2 separate regions of the Homo sapiens genome follow, and region 1 is linked to region 2. A link is a contact called in ENCODE Hi-C or POLR2A ChIA-PET data. All regions are on one chromosome and are shown on one strand. The core of a region is the stretch at or near the end of the contact, and the rest is flanking DNA. Distances in the headings are between cores, read along the strand shown. Region 1 overlaps ZMYM4 (zinc finger MYM-type containing 4). Region 2 has its middle 29 kb from the start of SFPQ.

Region 1 (4,779 bases), core at 239-2,738, 76 kb before region 2:
ACCCCACTCTTTTTCTATGTGGCAGATGGAAAATTGAAAGAATCTCTGTTGCCGGGCATAGTGGCTCATGCCTGTAATCCCAGCACTTTGGGAGGCCAAGGTGGGCGGATCACGAGGTCAGGAGATCGAGACCATCCTGGCGAACACTGTGAAAACCCGTCTCTACTAAAAATACAAGAAAAATAGCCAGGCGTGGTGGCAGGCGCCTGTAGTCCCAGCTACTCTGTAGGCTGCGGCAGGAGAATGGCATGAACCCAGGGCACGGAGCTTGCAGTGAGCCGAGATGGCACCATTGCACTCCAGCCTGGGCAACAGAGCAAGACTCTGTCTCATAAAAAAAAAAAAAGAAAAGAAAGAAAGAAAGAATCTCTGTTGGTTGCTTTCTGCAACCAATCAGATGTTTGCATAAGAGTGTAACTTTGTAACTTCACTTTAGCCTTTGATTGGTTGCTTTCTGCAACTTACCAGGCAACTATTCAGACTGATTCCTGGCTAAGTCTTTGTTTGCACAGAAGTATAACTTTGTAACTTCACTTTAGCCTTTGATTGGTTGCTTTCCACAACCAGAGGTTTGCATAGGGTATAACTTTTGTAACTTAACTTCAGCCTCTCATTGGGGGCCACTACTTCATTTACAAAGGGTGTACACCAAGTAACCAATGGGAAACCTCTAAAGAGGATTTAAACCCCAGAAAATTCTGTAATGGCACCCTTGAGCCCCTATGCTCCAACCAGCTCCCACACTGTGAAGTTTACTTTCATTGTCAATAATCTCTGCTTTTTTTTTGCTTCATTCTTTTCCCGCTTTGTTTGTGTGTTTTGTCCAATTCTTTGTTCAAGACGCCAAGAACCTGAACACCTTCCATTGGTAACAATGCAATCCAGAAGGTATAGGAGCAACATCTTTAAAGTACTGAAAGTAAAGGAAAATGTCAATCTAGAATTCAAAATCCTGCAAAAATATCTCTCAAAACTACACCAGGTGTGGTGGTGCATACCTGTAATCCCAGCTACTCAAGAGACTGGGGCAGGAGGATCACCTGAGCTCAAGAATTTGAGTTCAGCCTGGGCCACATGGCAAGACTCTGTTTCTTAAAAAAAAAAAAAAAAAACTTTCAAAACTGAAGGCAAAATAAATACTTGTTCAGAAACAGAGAATTCATCACTACCAGACCAGTCTACAAGAGGTATTAAAGGAAAGTCCCTCAGCAGAAGGAAAATGACACCATATGAAAACAAGCATCTACCCTAAGTAAAGAGTATGGCAATGTAACTATGTGGGTTCTCACCAGTTACAAATGGATTGCCTCTCAACTCCAAACCCACTCTTCTCTGCCCTGCTTTACATAATGGAGATGGACCCTGCAAAACTTTCTCCTTTGCCAGCTGGCACAATGTTAACCTTTGTCAGTAGATGGCACTGGAGGAATACTCTAGAAGGAAGGGGCTTCTCTTCCTGTTAACACTGTTCTCTAGCCGGCTTGCTCCAGTGGAGGTGTTGTGCAGGACTCCAAATGGCCCTCCCAGAGACCAACTCCCCAGCAAGTCTCAGTGACACAGGCACACACGCATGAGTAGTTTCCTGACAAGTTTTGTCAGCACTCCAGAAAGCACCTACCCTGCAAGTTTCAGCAGCACCCCTATGGGAGACAGACTTCCCAGAGAATTTTGCCAGTGTCCCAGCCTATCTTCTTAGCCAGATTCAGCAAGGGGCTTCCTAGTGACTTTTTTTTGAGACACAGTATCCTCTGTTGCCCAGGCTGGAGTGCAGTGGTACAAACACAGTGAGTGCACTGCAGCCTTGATCTCCTGGCCTCAAGCAATCCTTCCACCTCAGCCTCTCAAGTAGCTGGGACCATAGGTGCACACCAGTATGTCCAGCTAATATTTTTATTTTTCGTAGAGATGAGGGACTCACCATCCTACTGACTTTTATTGGCACCCCAGGGGGGCATTTTTTAATTGCCAGCAAAAGCCTGCCCCACCTCAGATGTTTCCAGCATCCAGTGGACCACACCTTCTCCAACAAGATCTGAATCTCAGCCTTGAAGCTGGTGGGCTGGCCATCATCCAGATTTATTCCATCCTTGTTAACTTTGCCTCAGACCTAGAGGCAGTGGCCGCTCCCTCTACTGTTATTCTGTATCTTTAGCATTCTCTTTAAGCCTTAGAGTTAATTCCCCATTAATGGTAAATAATTCTTTATGTTAAACTTTCCATATTCAAATTACTGTGTGGTTTCTGTCCTCTGATACAGGACTGGTAGTGGCAGTGGTCATAGGAGACAGGCACACAAAAATGGGATTCAGAATTGCTTTTCGTTGTGTCCTTAGGCTTGAGTATAGGGCTCAAGCAGGAACTAGTTTGGTAATAATCCCACATATGCAGGGGCATCACAGTTAATCAGGCTATCACCTGTGGTTGGTGATGATGAAATGCCAACTAAAGCAAGTACCTTGGGAACCCAAATGGCTGTTGCACTTAACTAGTAAAGCAGTAATGATGGCTACAAAGTCTGTTATGTGAGATGAATTCTCTAAGTGCTCTTCTGCATTTCTGATGAAAATAACAAGTTCAGGTCCGTTAAGTCAGCTCAAGTCACAGTCAGAGAAAGAGAGACCTTTCAAGATAACCTTAAAAATATATATACATTTTTTTTTTTTTTGTGACAAGCACCCAGGCTGGAGTGCAGTGGCGTGACCTCGGCTCACTGCAACCTCAGCTCACAGCAACCTCTGCCTCCCAGGCTCAAACCATCCTCCCATCTCACCCTCAGGTGTAAGCCAAAATGCCTGGCTCATTTTTGTATTAATAATCTTAATTCTTATATAACCACAGGTTGATATTGCTGAAAATCAAATGCAAAATTTAATTGTGCAAACTGAATTACAAAATTAGTTGAATTCAGTCTCGCCAAGTTTATTGTGTGAAAGTGAGGGCAGACAGAACGAGACTCCATCTCAAAAAAAAAGAAAGAAAGAAAAAGTAAGAGCAGGCTGGGCGCGGTGCCTCACGCTTGTAATCCCAGCACTTTGGAAGGCCAGGGCAGGTGGATCACCTGAGGTCAGGAGTTCAAGACCAGCCTGACCAACATGGTGAAACTCCGTCTCTACTAAAAATGCAAACGTTAGCAGGGTGTGGTGGCGCACGCCTGTAATCCTAGCTACTCAGGAGGCTGAGGCAGGAGAATCGCCTAAACCCGGGAGATGGAGGTTGCAGTGAGCCAAGATGGCGTCACTGCACTCCAGCCTGGGCAATAAGAGCGAAACTCCCATCTCAAAAAAAAAAAAAAAAAAAAAAGAAAGAAAGAAAGAAAAAGAAAAGGTAAGAACAGTTACTGGGAAATAATGGGACCTTGAAACTTCAAATGGGAATATCTGGTTGGATCAGAATGAAACTGACTATTTCAAACTTCCACCTGCCCTCTGTATCTAAAAAGAATAGCCTTCTTTTGCTGGAAAATCATGTGATATCCTCATGTGCAATAGATGCCCTACAGGAGGACGTTCATTCTCATCAAAACCAACCACAGCTAACCCCGTCATCACTAGAGCCATAACTAGGGTCAAATCTCAGCATGTTGTAGGGGGACAGGTACACACAATGGAAACAGTTTTACAGGCCAAAAAATTCCAAGATTTTGCTAATATATAAAAGCAGAAATCTGAGGGACATGTGAAAACAGAGTCTCAGGATATTACACTAAGGTGGTTAGAATTTACTGATACGAGGTGCATGTAATACAGATTCTGAATTGAATATGTTAGCTTGTGTAGATGGAGGTATCGCTAGTGGCTTCTCTGGTTGTTGACTGAAACTTAGATTCAACAATAGTCTATATTTAATAAGACTGAGACAGTAGATTTCCCTGGCATTATCTGGAAGAGGGAATCCTGAAGTGGACTCATCCTCTGCAACCTGCACACCTACCACCCAACTACATTTCCTGAGAAGGCCCAGGGGTCATTCTGTTAGTAAGGGGAACACTCATCTTTGAAAAGTCCTGTGGCTGTTCTCCTTTGTAGGTCAGGGATAACCGCAGAAAATGCCACACTGAGATGGGCTCCTTGACTTCACCAAGGATAATGGGATACCAAAGTAGCAGAGGCCAAATGGCACTATTTAACCCCAAAGATAAGGACAGCAGGGACATACCGGTAATCAGAATGTTTTGGCCAGCAGGGATCTTTGGCAGTGGCTAATTGATCACGATGTTCCTAGGAATGAAATAGATGGGCAGTTTAATCTATATAACAGAAAAATGGCTAAATCTGGTGGCCAAAACCCAACTTGACTTATCACAGTGCAAGTCATGGGCATTTTCCCAGTTTCCAAAGTTAGTCAATTCACAGGCCCAGCCAGACTCTTGACTGAGGACAGACTGGGTCCTCTTGAGGAAGGACTCTGCACCATTACTGCAAGTATATACCATAAATCTTCCTCCAAGTCTTCCCCAAAGGAATTTATGTACCCATTTAGCAGAGCTGTGGTTCTTAACCAGAGCAATTTTGCTCCCCAAATCTAGAAAATCTGACAATGTCTGGAGGCAGTTTTGGTTGTCAGAGCTTGGGTGTGCTGTTGAAATCTAGTAGATAGAAACCAGGGATGCTGAAACGTCCTACAATGTACAGAACAGCCCCCACAACAAATTATCTGACCTTAAAAGGCCCTACATTATCTATAACCTGTTATTCCCCTGATCTCATCTACTGTTATTCACCACCTTGCTCACTCATGTTCAGCTACTGCCTCTATGCTGCCTCTTTGATGTTCACAAAA
Region 2 (4,973 bases), core at 121-2,620:
GCTACTTAGGAGGATGAGGCAGGAGAATCACTTGAGCCCAGGAGGCGAGGTTGCAGTGAGCCGGGGTCGTGCCACTGCACTCCGGCCTGGGCAACAGAGGGAGACTCTGTCTCAAAAAAAAAAAAAAAAAAGATAACAGTCTATGAGAACTTCTGGATAGCAGGGGAGAGACACCCCTTGCAACCTAACTGAATTAATAAATTTAAGCCAAAAGAATATTATTTTCCAGCTTGCACAGCCTGACTGTAGCAAATAATGTAAACTATGTTAGCTCCCTTTGCTGCTTGTAGATTCCCCAGGGTGAATGGGGTGAGATAACTGTCTCAGATTCAGTAATCAATTTTCTCTACCTATGCCCCACCATCATCAGAGTTTATTCTGTCAAGACCGCTGCCCAGGCCAGGTGCTATGGCTCACACCTGTAATCCCAGCACTTTGGGAGGCTGAGGCGGGAGGATTGCTGGAGCCCAGGAGGTCGAGACCAGCCTAGGCTGTAGCCAGACTCCATCTCTACATTTAAAAAGAATTTTTTTTTAATTAAAAAGAAAAGAGACTGCTGTCTAGATAAATCAGTTAAACAACTGGCCTTGTACATATTTACGGAAGCTAGCCTACAGCAAAGGCCAGTGAAGCAAAGATTAGCACCAAGGCTGGGCATGATGACTCTAGCCTGTAATCCCAGCTACTCAAGGAAGTGGGTGGAGGAGGGTTTTGAGGCAAGAGGATGGCTTGAGCTTGGTAGGTCGAGGCTACAGTGAGCTGAGATGGTGCTAATGCACTCCAGCCTGGGCTGTCTTAAAAAAAAAAAAAAAAAAAAAATTAGCACCAAGCCCTGTAAGGAGAGAAGGAGGGAAGGAGGATTTATTTTGAAGTTAATGGAGCTTAAGTTTCAGGGCCCCTCACTTGCAGGGGCTCCTCTGAGAGATGGGTGTTGCTAGGAGTTGTAGTCTGCTCTAGAGAAGGAGAGGAAGCGGTTTGCAATCAAGAAGAATTTCTGCATAAGCATTTCCGAAAAATTGCCTGGAATATCTCAGAAAAGAGGGATCTGAATCTCTGTCTTCAATAATTTGTCTTGATGTCTTTTCTCATTCCAAACAAATATTCGCATGCATACTTAATACTGTAGTCATAATTTTGTATTCTCTTTCTTGGAAAGGGCCTCAGGAATTGCAAAAGCTCAGGCCCTACAAAACCTGGATCCACTCCAAATATAGAAATGCATCTCCTCCCAGCAAGATAAAAGCTAAAGATCTGGCTTATTCACTGGTAGCAGAAGAGAAACAGTTTTACTGCCTCTCCATCTTTGACCAGCATATGTGGACAAATATCCTCCAGGCCAGGCCTGTAACATGAGAGCACATGTGTAACCAACAATTCCAGTGTAGTCCCAGATTATTGCAGCTACCTCTCTGGGGACCCTGATAGTCCATGCGAACGACCAGCTATTCAGATAATTTCTCAAAACTAATCTCTTCTTAACCATTGCTTTCAAATCTTCTTCCAACAGTCTTTTGCCCTCCCTTGTAATACATTTCAAAAGCAATGTGTTTGCTTTCCTATGCCTGGCACATTTGAAAGCATGCAATAAATAATTGTTAAATGAATAATTTAGGAGAATGAATCCTAGCCTTTCTGGTTCCCAGCCTCTGACAAGAGTGTGAATAAGCTGTAAAATTACAAAAATATGGGCAGTCGTAGGAAGTAGGATGACAGCTTTTCTTTTCTGTTTATTCACTAAAGCAGCGATTTGCAAACTTAGTGTGTTTTAGAAAGTCATATTTAAAGTCCAGATTCACAGGCCCTGCCCCCAGAGGTCAGATTCGGTGGTCTAGGAAGGGATTCAGGAAGCCACATTTTTGTTAATGAACACTGGTGATTCTGATTGTAGGCCACTTTTTGAGAAACACTGAAAAAAATGACTGGGTCTGTCTAGGTACAGAATTTACTGATCTCACCAAAAGCAGTGGCTCACACCTGTAATCCCAGCACTTTGGGAGGCTAAAGCAAGCAAATTGCCTGAGCTCAGGAATTTGAGACCAGCCTGAGCAACTTGGCAAAACCCTGTCTCTACAAAGAAATACAAAACTTAGCTGGGCATGGTGGTACATGCCTGTAGTCCCAACTATTTGGGGGGCTGAGGCAGGAGAATCACTAGAGCCCAGGAGGTGGAGGCTGCCATGAGCCAAGATCTTGCCACTGCACTCCAGCCTGGGTGACAGAGCGAGACCCCATCTGAAAAAAAAATAAATAAATAAAAAAAGAATTTACTGATCTCTTGCAACCATTCTGTCTGGGGGTGGTTCTAGAAGTTTGGTCCCTTGAGATTGTAGCAATCCTTAATTTCTTTTCTGTACATAAATGTTAACAGCTGCTATAGTGGAAACAATACAGGTTTGAGAAATCAGACAGATCTGGGTTCAAATTGTTTAATCTCTCTGAGCCTCAATTAATGTGCAAAATAGGCATAATAATGCCACCATAATTATTGTGAGAACTAAATACACTGACATGTGAAAGTCTTGTGTAGAATGCTAGTGCATACAAGCCTTCCATACAAAGCTGTTCAGTAAAAGCTCATTTTTTACCTCATTCTTTTGCCTGAATGATATGAAAGATGAAGGAATTTCCCCCAAGAACCATGGAATTCTCCCATTTAGACATTCACTTCCTAGGCTTCAGTCTTTAATTCTTGTTAAAATGTATATGGCTCTGAAATTAGTAACCAGACATCCCATTGTTATTTATATCTTAGTTAAATGCAGTTGCTGAATTGTTTTGGGAAAGCAAAGGCAAGAAGAAGGCTTGGGGGGTGAGCAGCCTATGGTGGGAAAAGAGAGAGGGAAGAGGTTGAGGGAGAGGAGAAGGATGTAGGGGAAAAACTGTAGGCACTCTTCAAATGTTTATAGTCTCATATGGGGCCAGGAAGCCTGCTGTGAACAATGATTTTCAGCCTATGCTCCTAGTGGCCATGTGAAGAAACACAAGGGGTCTGTTGGTGGGGAGGACGTTTTAGTGAAGAGGTGCTGAAAATGTTAGCAATTTTTGTGGCCAGGTGTGGTGGCTCACGCCTGTAATCCCAGCATTTTGGGAGGCCATGGTGAGTGGATCACTTGAGGTCAGGAGTTTGAGACCAGCCTGGCCAACATGGTGAATCCTGATCTCTACTAAAAATACAAAAAATTAGCAAGGCGTGGTGGCACATGCCTGTAATCCCAGGTACTCTAGGGGTTCAAGCAAGAGAATTGCTTGAACCCAGGAGGTGGAGGTTACAGTGATCCTGGATCCTGCCACTGCACTGCAACCCAGGGGGCAGAGTGAGACTCCATCTCAAAAAACAAACCATTTTTGTAAGGGAAGGTATTTCTTTGGAAAAATATCTTGGTAAAATCCTCTTGGAGTGAAGGCGAAACCTTAAGGGCATGACTGTGGCTAAACTACTTTGAGTTGAAGAGTTTAGTTTTTCTCCTGAGTGGAAGGGTAATGGAGAGTGGGGTTGGAAAAAGAAAGGTGGAAATGGCATGAAGGTGGTGACTCTGTGGAGTGAAAATTATTGGTGTAAAATCCTTAGCAGTGGGCAGCCAGATGACATTAGAAAGGAATGTCTGGCTGGGCGTGGTGGCTCACGCTTGTAATCCCAACACTTTGGGAGGGCGAGGTGGGTGGATCACCTGAGGTCAGGAGTTTGAGACCAGCCTGGCCAACATGGTGAAGCCTCGTCTCTACTAAAAATACAAAAATTAGCTGGGCGTGGTAGTGGCCACCTGTAATCCCAGCTACTCTGGAGGCTGAAGCAGGAGAATTGCTTGAACCCAGGAAGTGGAGGTTGCAGTGAGCTGAGATTGCACCACTGCATTCCAGCCTGGGCAACAAGAGTGAAATTCTGTCTCAAAAAAAAAAAAAAAAGAAAAAAGAAAAGAAAAGAAAGAAAGGAATGTCTGGTGTTCACATTGACATTTTTGATAGTAATATGGAGGTAATAGTTAATGGCCACTAGAGTGTGAGATTTCTGGGTTTTCCATGTCCATCTTTCATGGCTGGATAATTGCAATCCAGCTTTGGCAGAGATTGTTGACTGGCTCCCCCAAAGGCAGCCTCCTCTTCCTTGATAGTTATAGAAATTGTTATTATTATTATTATTATTTTGAGATGGAGTCTTGCAATGTTGCCCAGGCTGGAGTGCAGTGGCACGATCTCTGCTCACTGCAAGCTCCGCCTCCTGGGTTCACGCCATTCTCGCCTCAGTCTCCCCAGTAGCTGGCACTGCAGGCGCCCGCCAACGCGCCCAGCTAATTTTTTGTACTTTTTTGGTAGAGACGGGGTTTCACCGTGTTAGCCAGGATGGTCTCGATCTCCTGACCTCGTGGTCTGCCCGCCTCGGCCTCCCAAAATGCTGGGATTACAGGCGTGAGCCACCGCGCCTGGCCGATAGCTATAGAAATTTTAGCTGAGCATAGAGCTGCCTAGTAAAAGACCACATTTTTCGGTCTTCCTTGTAACTAGACGTGGCCATGTGACTAGGTTCTGGCCAATGGAATATGAGCAGGATGAGTGAAATGTCCAACTTCCAGGTGTGTCTTTAGAAGCAAAGAGTATATCCTCCCTTTTGCAGTGGATGTGCATGTGATGGCAGGTGCTAGAGTACCTATACCTATGCAACCACGGAAACTTCCATAATAGCTAGGGAAGCTACTTGCTAAGGAACACAGAACTATAGGATAGAAGAAACCTGGACCTCTTACTAATCTTGTGAAGCAGATTGCCCAACCAGGCCCCAACTGCTTTGTCTAGACCTTTTGTTTTTGTTTTTCTTTTTTTGTTGTTATTTTATGTATTTATTTATTTTATTATTATTATTATTTTTTTTTTTTTTGAGACAGAGTCTCGCTCTGTTGCCCAGGTTGGAGTGCAGCGGCGCGATCTCGGCTCACTGCAAGCTCCGCTTTCCGGGTTCACGCCATTCTCTTGCCTCAGCC

What was found. A loop is a pair of places that touch in the nucleus more often than their neighbours do. ChIA-PET counts read pairs that join two places held with the same protein, here RNA polymerase II (POLR2A). Pooled maps may share reads with other maps.
Region 1: a pooled map shows a loop between it and region 2 (7-fold over the local background). The contact joins two enhancer-like sites. A Hi-C loop is called at or near these places in 4 of 168 maps with a recorded cell type or tissue (HepG2, IMR-90, motor neuron and 1 more), 1 of 37 single-sample maps with no recorded cell type and 4 of 50 pooled maps. POLR2A ChIA-PET finds 5 or more read pairs at or near these places in 11 of 52 experiments (GM12878, PC-3, PC-9 and 8 more).

Annotation. Positions count from the first base shown.
Region 1 is chr1:35,295,365-35,300,143 of GRCh38, reverse strand. All of the region lies in intron 1 of ZMYM4 (zinc finger MYM-type containing 4), which reads right to left. Among named protein-coding and RNA genes, the nearest start is that of ZMYM4, 29 kb to the right of the region's middle. Within about 2 kb of position 1,488, at least 2 of the 41 ENCODE cell types and tissues checked have a DNase peak (open chromatin) inside an H3K27ac peak, as active enhancers do.
Region 2 is chr1:35,219,173-35,224,145 of GRCh38, reverse strand. No RefSeq gene overlaps it. Among named protein-coding and RNA genes, the nearest start is that of SFPQ, 29 kb to the right of the region's middle. Within about 2 kb of position 1,370, at least 2 of the 41 ENCODE cell types and tissues checked have a DNase peak (open chromatin) inside an H3K27ac peak, as active enhancers do.